Linked DNA regions of Homo sapiens: region 2 is linked to region 1. Evidence: read pairs that join two places in POLR2A ChIA-PET (ENCODE). Cell type or tissue: HepG2. All regions are shown on one strand. Links, peaks and the distances in the headings refer to the core of each region. The heading gives the core; the rest is flanking DNA.

Region 1 (5,383 bases), core at 126-5,125:
ACTTTCCATATGCAAGTAGCTACACTGCATGCCATGGGTATAACAGAGGAGTAAGCTACAGTTGCTGGTCACATGGCCCTTCCTCTGTCCTGGCAGGCAGAGTGGGCAGTAGGGATGCTTCGTACCCACAGATAGGCAGGGAGCAGGAAGAATGCAATATTCACTCAGTGGATGAACCATGCTGTGAGGGTTCAGAAGTGGGCCCATTTCTACCTCGACAGTTCACAGAAAAGCTTTTTTTTTTTTTTTGAGATGGAGTCTCGCTGTGTTGCCCAGGCTAAAGTGCAGTGGCATGATCTTGGCTCACTGCAACCTCCGCCTCCTGGGTTCAAGTGATTCTGCTGCCTCAGCCTCCCGAGTAGCTGGGATTACAGGTGTGTGCCACCATGCCCGACTAATTCTTTTTTGTGTATTTTCAGTAGAGACGGGGTTTCACCATGTTGGCCAGCTGGTCTTGAACGCCTGACTTCAAGTGATCTGCCCACCTCAGTCTCTCAAAGTGCTGGGATTATAGGCGTGAGCCACAGCGCCCAGCCCACAGAAAAGCTTTTGTGGCCTGTCCAGAATTTTTGCAACCGGAAAGAGGGCAAAGAACATCGGAGTGGGCGGGTACAAGGAATAGTGAGAGTCTAATTTGGCTGAAAATGCAGCCTATAAATTGAGGAGCAGGAAAGGTGGGTCAGTTCCAGATATGGAGTTCCTCAGTATCTGTTTTGAGTCATGGAAAGGGGAATGATTGGAAGTTTGTGAGCAGAGGAGAGCAACAGTTTAGAAGATGAAACTAAGTATTATTTTGAATTGACATGAAAGGAGAGAAATGAGAAATGAAATAAAATGAAGGAATTAAGGAAATCTGGAAAAGTAAGGACCCATGTAACTACACTAGAGTGTGCAGGGGAACTATCACTATTGGGACACACAGGAATGGGCAGGTACATGTGGAGGGGAGTATGGCAGGCAGCTTCTGAAATGGCCCTCAATGACCCCATCTCCTGGAATACACAGCCTTGTGCAATCCCCTCCCTTTGAGTGTGGGATGGAGCAAACGACTTGCTTCTGACAAATAGGGTATGGCAAACATGATGGAATGTCACTGAGATTAGGTGACAAAGACTGTGGATTTTGTCTTGCTCATACTCTTTTTCTGGCTTTATTCACTTACCTGCTCTGATAAATTCTGCTGCCATCCTGAGAGCTGCACCACGGAGAGGCCCACATGGCAAGGAACTGAGGGCTACCTTTACTGTAGCCTGTGAGAGACCATGGGCCAAGGGATCCAGGTAAGCTGTGTCTGAATTCCGGACCCATGGAAGTTCTGAGATAATAAACGTGTGTTCTTTTGAGCAGCTACGGGGTAGCATAAGTATAGGGTAATTTGTTATACAGCAATAGATAACCAATACAAGAAGGAAGGAAGATATTTAACCAACATGGGGTGGCAGGGAATAAGTGCTTTTTGGTATTAAAATCCCAGACTCATGGTCCAAAGTTGTGCATGTTCTTTCTTCTAGACTTTTTTGACTTTAGGAACATTTTATAAAAAGAAACCTCTCCACCACTCCTTTCTTTCATTGTTTCCAAGGTTGATTAAAGAAACATGACCTGATGTTCAATTTCAGAAGACTCAGAAGGGCCTTCCAATAGAAAACTGGCAGGAAATTAATGCCATATACACCAGGCAAAGCAGATGTTTCTGAATATGACACTTAGGTGAAACACACCTTTCCCTTTTACACATTTTACTCACTTTTGACTTGTGCATAGGTAGTTTGCTTCTAGGGGAATGAAAAGGGGGACATGTCTTCTCAATAGAAAATGTGGTCAAAACCTGGCCAGGGATTTTGAAGAAACCACATTATCTCCTTATCTGTGTTTAAATTATGGAAGTATATAGTAAAGGTAATACCATGCCTGTGAACTGGAATAAGCCTTCATGCTAAATAAGTATCTTTAATATGTTTTTATATGCAATGTGTTTGCTTATCATTAAATTCTTTTCACTAGTCATCTTGCTGTGTGAAAACAAATCACAAAGCTGCCTTACCAAATAATTTGTAGGACTTGAGGACATGTAATGTCCGAATAAGTGACCACTATATATTTTCATTAGCTTATGCTGGTTTTTTTTTTTTTTGCATAGGACATCTTCTACAGTAGTGGTAATCCTCCATATTTCAGCTGACACCTCTATGTGAGCTGTGGTCATCTTAGTGTCGAGAGAGTCCCCTCTGCCCACATGAAAACCAGTCAGAGACGAGCTGTTTTGAATCAAGTCTCCTGCTCTTGTAGACTTTTAGTTTGACCTTGGAATGTTCAAGCAGACCTCTGCATTTAATCCAAGATTGAGGCAAGTTTTCTCTCTGCCTAGGTTTATCTTGTCTGTCTGTGAACAAAAGAGAGGATAGCAAAGTACCTTGTTTGGATTTGTCTATAAATGTGACCTTCCTAAACTGGCTAACAGGGCTCTCTTTCTGACCTGCAGATGAATCACCAGTGCCTACACTGGAGATGTGGTAATAGACAAACACTCCCTTCTGCAAATACCATGAGCATTGAGGTCTATCCTCATTCCACTAAGCAAACATATTATGTGGAAAATTGAGAAACAATTCCATCTTCCCTTCAAATATCTATTTCAGGAAAACTGTGCCTGCTATTCTAACTGCAGAAATACTCTGAACCTCTAAGTCTTGTCATTCCATATCAAATGGGTTGTAACAATTCCTACTGAAACCATGTTTTGCTGATTAGTTAATGGATAGACATAGTGCAAACAGATGCTTAACGGTGATGGATATAGCTTAAAATATTGGGCATGCTTAATTTCTTCCCTAGGTTTTGGCATTAGTGAAGGGCTAATTTTTTTTTATTCATAGCTTATATTTGAAAAGTGAGGGGATGCATGGCAGTCAATGGCATTCAGATGGTCGTTTTACTGCTTTTATAATAAGAGAGACCTAGAGGTCAAGCAGGAATAAGACAAACAGCTAAGAGGACAGCCCTAAGTGTGGAACACTGCAGAATCTTAAAAGCATAAGCCATATTGAGTAATGAGGCAGAGAGGGCTAGCTTTCTACCAAAAATACGTGTCTTTGTGCCAAGCTGGAGGCAACCCTTATCAGGGAATACATTTCCAAGTCATCCCGCATCAAAGGATGATCTATGTGAGCAGAAGTGATGTGTGTCACTTCTGAGCTGGGACTGCTAAGAAGACATCAGGGCCTCCATCATCCTGGGTCCCTGAATGACTGCATGGAACTGACCACTAAGAAAGCTGAGGGTGAAAGATGTTAAATGTTGTGCCCATGGTCACAGCCAGTTAGTGACAGAGTAGGGACTCAAAGTTATGTCTTCTGAATTCCAAGGCAAGAGTTCTTTTTTGGTAATAGACAAGGAACTTCTTCCCCAAGCCACGCAGTCACAGTGATTAAAAGCATGGACTCTGGTGTCCAGACAGCCAAAGTTCAAATCTTGCCTCTACCTCTGCTATCTGTGTGACTTGGACAAGGTACTTAACCTTATTGTGTAAAATGAGGATAACAATAATGCCTACCTCAAGGTGTTGTTTTGACGGTTAAATAAGTCAATATTAATCAAATGCTTAAAAAAGTGTCTGGCCCACAGTAGGGACTATTTAAGTATATGACAAAAACAAGTAGATAAAATCAGGTGAAATCTGTATAACTACCAGCTCCCACTACTTCACACATGAACAGTAAGGAACCCGATGTCTTAAGCTATGGCTGCCAACCTCACCTATCAAGGCTCAAGTAATTCCTACCCCTCATCTGATGCTTTTATACCAACCTTAATAAGCATAGAAACAACAGCCTAGAAGCCATCATGCCAATGAGCAAAGAGTCTCACCTCCATTCAAGAGAAGTGCAGGACCATTCCCATCATGGCTCCCCCAGCTGCCATCAAGAGACCAGGCTCTCCATTCTACACATCTCTGAACACTTAATTGGACTCAGCCTGTCCTCCTTCACCTTCCCAAACCTTTTACTGGACCTTCTCGGGCTTTTCCTCCATGATAATCAATCTCTCATTTTCCACTTCTCTGAACATCCCCTCAACCTTCTCCTGGATCTTCTTGGTTCCATGGCTAACTCCTGACTTTTTCTTCCCCTTCCTCCTGAAAAATAAAAACAAAAACTGAACAAACAAATCCTGCTCCTTTCAAGATGCTGGATGTTCCAACTGCTCTGTGGAGTTTCTGGTCATTCTCCGTTCATCTAAAAGCCCAGCTTCTGGCTTAGTCTTCTTTACCATTGACCTCCTGTTGTCCTTTTTGGTGACTTCAACATCCATGTAGATGACCTCCCCAGTTCTTGGACCTCCTCACCTCCCATACCCTTTCCCTCTACTGCATCTCAACCACCCTCTTCCCTAGACCTTTTGTCAGTAAACCTTCTACATAAAGACACTTTCCATTCTTTTAACTCATTTTTCCAGTTTTAAAACTCATTGAGATCTCCAAGCCACTGCCATTTTCTCACCTCCCTTCAGCCTTCTCTTGTTTTTACTTTCCTTCTTCAACAAGTGTTCTTTTATTTTAATCATTTCCTTGCAACGGCCCTCAACTCTGCTTGCCCCTTTCTCTTCTCCTTATATATTTGACTGGCAACACCTCCATTTTGGTTGAACTCAGTGATCCAACTTCTGTAGGTTAGTAGCCAAGCAGGTGGGTGATGGGAACAATAAAAGCATCCAACTTGACAAACTTGCTTTATTTTAGATTCATGTCCTCAAACCCTCAAATGAATACTAAGCACTGTTCCAAAATCCAACTGCCCTTCCTTCACAACCTTACTTGCTCCAGTATCCAAGATGACCATTTTATATCTTCTCTCCTCAAACGTCCTACTTGTGCTCCTGCCCTCACTTCATATTTCACTGATGGAACAGGAGTCATGAGATGGTAACTCTTTTATTACCATCACTCTATTTATACTCCTGTCTGCATAGCTCATTTTCTTTCTCTTCCCAATTGTTACACAGAACAAGCTTTCCTGCTTCTGTGAAAGGCCAATGCTCACACATAGCCCCTTGCCTTCTTGAAGAATTCACTCCTCATTTCTCCTCTCTCAGTTTTGCATCATCAATCTCTCCCTTTCTATTGGATCGTTCTCATCAGCCTCACAGATGCCCTGGTATCTCTGATCTTACATGAACCAAAAACTCTTTTTTGACCACATGTTCATATATCTCCCCTTTTTATAGTAAAACTTTTGCAAGACTTATTTGTATATTCTGTCTCCATTTCCTCACCTTCCATTTGTTCCTTTACCCAATAGACACTGGAGTCTGTTCCCATGATGCCTCTGCAACTGCAGAGCAGTTGGTGACCTCATTCAGGTCACCAGTCATGGCTGCGTTGCCC
Region 2 (5,383 bases), core at 224-5,223, 59 kb before region 1:
TTCCTGTCTCTGGCCAGAATGAGATTGACTCTTCTTTGGTAGATTTATCACCCATAGCAAAACCATCTTCAGATGTGCACAATGAAATAAGTGCTATTCAAATAATACTATGTTATTATCAAATATTAAATATCAAATATTAACAATAATATTTGAATAGCACTTAATAAGTATTTAAGCGTGAAGTGATGTCTTGGTTTGGGGTCCCCTGGAAGCACACTCTGAGAGATGGCGCTGAGCAAGCTGCTTATTTGGTAGAAGATTCCAGCGAGTACTAGTAGGGAAGTGGGGAAGAGAGATGGGGAAGGCAAGGAAGCTAATAAAGTGTGTGTTTTCAAGTAGGTGACTGCTATAGGCAACTGGAACTCAATCCCACTGGGAGCTCGTGGACTGGTATAAAACACACTTCACAATGGCCCCACTCGAGGGGTGAGGGAGTTGGGGTATTCATTGACCAATGAGTGGAGTCTTATGGGTTTACTGATTCCCCCAAGATCACCAAACAGTTGACTGACAGGCACTCAGTCTGTTGACTCCCAGCACTTCCAGTCTTCTGTGCAAGCTCACTGGGCTCCACGATGATGGAAAAAGCCATCAGGCAAAGACATGTGGGAGCTGCTGCTTGAAAGTTGGGCTGGTTTGAACAGATATGGAAAGTGCTGAGGGGATGCTTGGGACAGCAAAAGCACTGGACAATGGGTAGTTTGGACAGGTGGACTTACCCCAATTTATAGACAAGGAAAATGGGGTCCAGCTTAGCACTATAGTACAATGTGGAAGACAGTGGGGGAGTGAGAAGGACCTCTCCCCATGACCGCCCACTTTGATTCCACCCAGAGCCTCTTCTGCTGCCTTTCTTTCCTGTCTTGTGGATTGGGTAGTTGGCAGAGACTGACTGGGTGCTCATGCAGCCATCTCTGCTTCCTGGACCCCTCATCTGGACTTCATTTCCCAGTCTCCCTTGCAGAAGGATGTGTCATGTAGCAGAGCTGAGGAGAGTGACTGGAAGCATTGGACAGTACTTCACTGCTGAACCTACAAAAAACTTTACAAGTTTTCTCCCTGCTTTCTACCTTTTGAACAGACTGGGATTGAGATGACCCCAGGGCATCCTAGAAAGTCATACCTTGATGGTGGCAGAGCCACAAGATGGAAGGAGTCTGGGTCCCTGGGTTGTCACTTAGAGGTGGGCCACTTGGCTAGAAACATACTCTTTAGAGTTTTTTTGGGTTAAGCCACTGTGATTTTGAGGATTATTTGTTACAGCAACCAGCATCACCTTAAATAATGTAACATCATACATGTGTGATCAAAAACTTGACTTTATATCACTTACCATAATCTCAGATTCTGCACTTATTTACTTATCCACTATCTCCCCTCCAAGAGGAGGGACTTTGATTTGTACACCGCTGTATCCCTGGTATCTGGCGTATGTATATGCTCAATAAATATTTGGCAAATGACTAAATGCCAATGTATTAACTTGTCTGACAACTCCCAGCAGGCAAGTGAGAGAGTCAGGATTGGAGTCCAGGCCCACTGAACCCTCAAACTCTTAAGCCCTCTGCACATTGCCTGACTATGCATGCCAGGTGCAGTGCTGGAACCTGGGCATGTAGGAAGGTTAGGTGCCTGTTATGTTGCCCCTGAGCTCTACCTAACAGGCAGCAGTTAGCACAGGGCTTATGTGTGGTGGGAAAAGCAGACCCATCTTTGTTTTCACCCATGGATCAGGCTATCTTTTAGAAATGTTGAGCTTTGTGACTTACCCAACCTGAGCAAGGGCTCAGCTATAGAACCACAAAATCCTTTTATGGACTATGAGATAACTGGGCAAAATACATAGAGATAAAGCCAGATCCTCTTTGAACAATCTAAGCAAAGGCAGTGAGTCACAGAAAAGCATGGATCCAGCAGACCTTGGGATGAGTTAGGAGGAGAGGAGAGCACAGGCGTTAGGTTTAAGAGCCTGGGCTTTGGTGATCAGACACTGCTGGCTTCAAGGAGCTCTGTCATTTACCAAGTGGTCTGACCTTGAACAAGTTAGCTAACCTTGTTGGGCTTCTTTTCCTTATCTATAGACTGGATGTAATAATGCCGGTCTCCTGTGGTAAAATGATTAACACAGAGACACAAAGTGTGGGCTCAGAAGATGGTGGCTTGTATAGTAGCTGTTCTTTAATCCCCGGCGTTAAGACAGAGAACTCTACCCTCTTGGCCACTAAGACATAAAGACTGAGGTGCTTGGGAGACTATAATCATGGCGGTTACATGAACTGGGTCCGAAGAGAAAGCTATAGGCTGCCCTGGCCTCTCCTTTACCCTTCCCATGTGCAGCCACTAGAGGGCCGTGGGCATCTCTGTTTACCACTGTTGTGTTCAGATGTGGCACCCAGGATGCCCACTGAATTACTAGAACTCTCTTTCCAGGGGAAGGCAAAAGAGCAGTGCACTCAAAGAGAAAAATTTGAGCAGCTACTGCGGGGTCATATTTACAAGGACTGCAACGAGACTGCAGACATTCCTTAGAATTCCACAGAATTTTCTGTGGAAGTGGCCTTGCTCATTCCTTACTCTGCTGCAGGCAAAGCTGGCCCTTGAGCAGATGATCTACTGCCCACTGAGTGAACTGCCTGGGGTTGCCCTGGCACCAGCTTGGGGCCCTGTGTTGAATGAGATAAGGGTCTCCTAGTCTTATTAGACAACCTAGGCATGAGGTCTTGATTTCCGAAGATCACTCATTGGCCCACTAAAGCATTGGGACTGAAAATTAGCTCATCCTAATAGAGGTGGATTATAGTTCAGCAAATTTCCAGAGGTTTGGAACCATCTGATGATGCATGGGAGACCAGGGTGTTCTCAGTAGGCAGAGTCCTGGAGCCCTCCCCTCCAATTTACCCCACCTTCCAACTCTCAGTTCATTAGGTCAGCAAGGTCTGATATTAAAAGGCAAATAGCTCATGGACAGCATGGCTCACATTAGTCATTTTCACCGTAGTAAGAAAGCTCTCTGTTCTCTTTGAGATTTCACTCTAAATCCTTAACAAAAATACCTTAGACATGGCTCCATAACTTGCCACTCTTGTTCCTCTGCTCATCACCTTAAACTCCCGGTTTTCAGAAAACACCAAGTACTTACCTATTTCTTTGCTTTTCTCCATACTATTTTCTTATTACAAATACACCCACTTCCCCTTGCTCTTTTATGCTTTATAAAATCCCACTCCTTCATTAGAACCAACAGATACTTCCCTGATTTCTGCCTCTATTTCTTCATAGTACTTTGTGCTTACACTTAACAAACACATCAGAGGGTTTTGTCCTATACATTTTTGTCTCTCCTGATCACCCAGTTGAGCTGTTCATGTGACTAATCTCCAGCCTCTGCTTGAATACCTGTCCTGACAGGATACTCACCACCTCAAAGGCAATGCATTCCATTGCCAGCCAATTCTCTTTGCAAAAAAAATTTCCTCATTATTATAAACCAAATCTATATGCCTGATACACGGACGCATTGATTCTCTTCCTACTAGTTCAGTTCATCTGTAGCAAAAAATTGCTTCAGATGTGAATAAGTCTTCTCATTCCGTGATTAGACACAGATCTTAAATATAAATATTCTGAGAATGGGCAATACCTTCTAAGGTGTAAATAATTCATTGTAAGGTGTAAATGTCTGGGCATGGTGTTTCATGCTTGTAATCCCAGTGCTTTGGGAGGCCAAGGCAGGCAGAACACTTGAGGCCAGGAGTTCAAGACCAGCCTGGCCAACATGGTGAAACCTTATCTCTCCTAAAAATACAAGAGTTAGCCAGGCGTGGTGGCACATGCCTGTAATCCCAGCTACTCGGGAGGCTGAGGCACGAGAATCGCTTGAACTCAGGAGGCGGAAGTTGTGGTGAGTCAAGATCACGTCACTGCACTCCAGCTTGGGGGACAGAGTGAGACTGTCTCAAAAAAAAAATGTGTAAATGACTGGTAAAAAGTTTTCCATAAGAATAGAATTGTGTCAGGATAACTTAAGGGTGGGGTTAGGAATGCCAAAGGTACCGGGAATATAAGGACTTCAAAAATGTGCTACAGTAGAGAGAATACTAGGCTAGGAAATGAAAGATGGGTCCAATGTCTTTATGTTTTCTGAGCTTTGATTTTCTCATCGGGAAAAGGAATACTTTTCATGATGAGTAGTTCTACTTATAATTGTAATTGCAGAATTTTCTGTGGAAGTGGCCCTGCTCATCTGGGCTGTCTTAAGCCTTTGCTCTGGTTTGGCTTCCTTAGGTCTGGGCGGGCAAAAAGTCACACATGTGTCAATGGGCCTCAGCCTCCTGGGGGTTGGGTAGACGATTTTGGTGCCAAGGATGCCATGACTTACACCACCCACAATCATGTCAATCAATGAATGAGCCTTTTATTCCCACCTGGGTTGAAATTTTCTTTCCCCTGCCTTGAAGTCTTGCTTCACACGGGCTATTTATGGCATTTGTATCATAAATGAAGGATGCAGGTAACACCTTTTATTATGATTTTATTATATACTCTCTTTTACTAGAATTTTGCAAAGTAAAATATTGAATAAGAACCAACTTTATTTTTCCTAAGTTCTACCCCATAGGACCAGGTCATATTAACAATTGCTTGATGCACAATAATCCGTGACTCAATAAATACTTTACAAAAATAATGCAGTTTTTTTTGTTTTCTTAAAACATAAAAAACTAAGATTCCCCAGATTGACCCTCCCCCCCTTTTATATTTATTTATTGGGGATATATTGGTAGATGAAAAAATTGTTAAAATAGTATTAAAATAGGTGAAATGCGGTCCATTATCTTTTTCCCATTTGTTTTGTTGTTTTCCTTTGGAAAAGTGCTACTTCTTGTTTTTACATCTGAACTTGGCTGCAGTCTTCTGAACCTGCTAGGACATGAGCAGAAATTCTACTGTTTTGGGGCCGTTTAGCAGAATGATAGCATTATGATAATATTGATCTTTTATTTTAAAGCCTATTTAAAACCAGTCCTCAGCTTTGTCCCTAAAATATCATATTCCCTACCCAGTCTGAAGAAGAGACTTTTGGAATCTGAGACTCCAGCAAGGTGCCTCATGACCAAATAACATTTGGTTTAAGGTGGGCGTTTACATGTTTTGATATATTTCCATTGCATTATTTTTAAAGAAATAAATTCCAAAATTCCCTTTCTCTTCCACTTCCCTAAGTCTCTTTCTTTCTGATCTCTCACAGACGTGATTAGTTTCACCACAACTCCAGAGAAAAGGTTACGCTTAATTAAGTCACATTTGTATTAAATAAGTTATATATAAAAACTGCTTATAACGTTTACAACCTCAGTCTCTTTCCCCCTTTGCCTCTCTT

The links. Peaks named below come from ENCODE experiments on the same cell type or tissue, not always from the same donor. Only the 100,000 strongest peaks of a DNase experiment are listed, where the experiment ranks them.
Region 2: POLR2A ChIA-PET joins it to region 1 with 6 read pairs; 1 of 35 experiments calls an interaction of 5 or more read pairs at or near these places.

What each region holds. Positions count from the first base shown.
Region 1 is chr20:13,241,139-13,246,521 of GRCh38, reverse strand. The region is part of intron 1 of ISM1 (isthmin 1); the gene reads right to left. It also overlaps a transcript of TASP1 not described here. Among named protein-coding and RNA genes, the nearest start is that of ISM1-AS1, 4.1 kb to the right of the region's middle. In HepG2, for the core only: a CTCF peak has its summit at 991; DNase peaks (open chromatin) are centred at 1,021 and 2,511.
Region 2 is chr20:13,299,786-13,305,168 of GRCh38, reverse strand. It overlaps ISM1 (isthmin 1), which reads right to left. Exons shown (of 6, transcript NM_080826.2): 6 at 4,518-5,383. It also overlaps a transcript of TASP1 not described here. Among named protein-coding and RNA genes, the nearest start is that of ISM1-AS1, 63 kb to the right of the region's middle. In HepG2, for the core only: a CTCF peak has its summit at 2,354 (motif pointing right); a DNase peak (open chromatin) is centred at 2,338.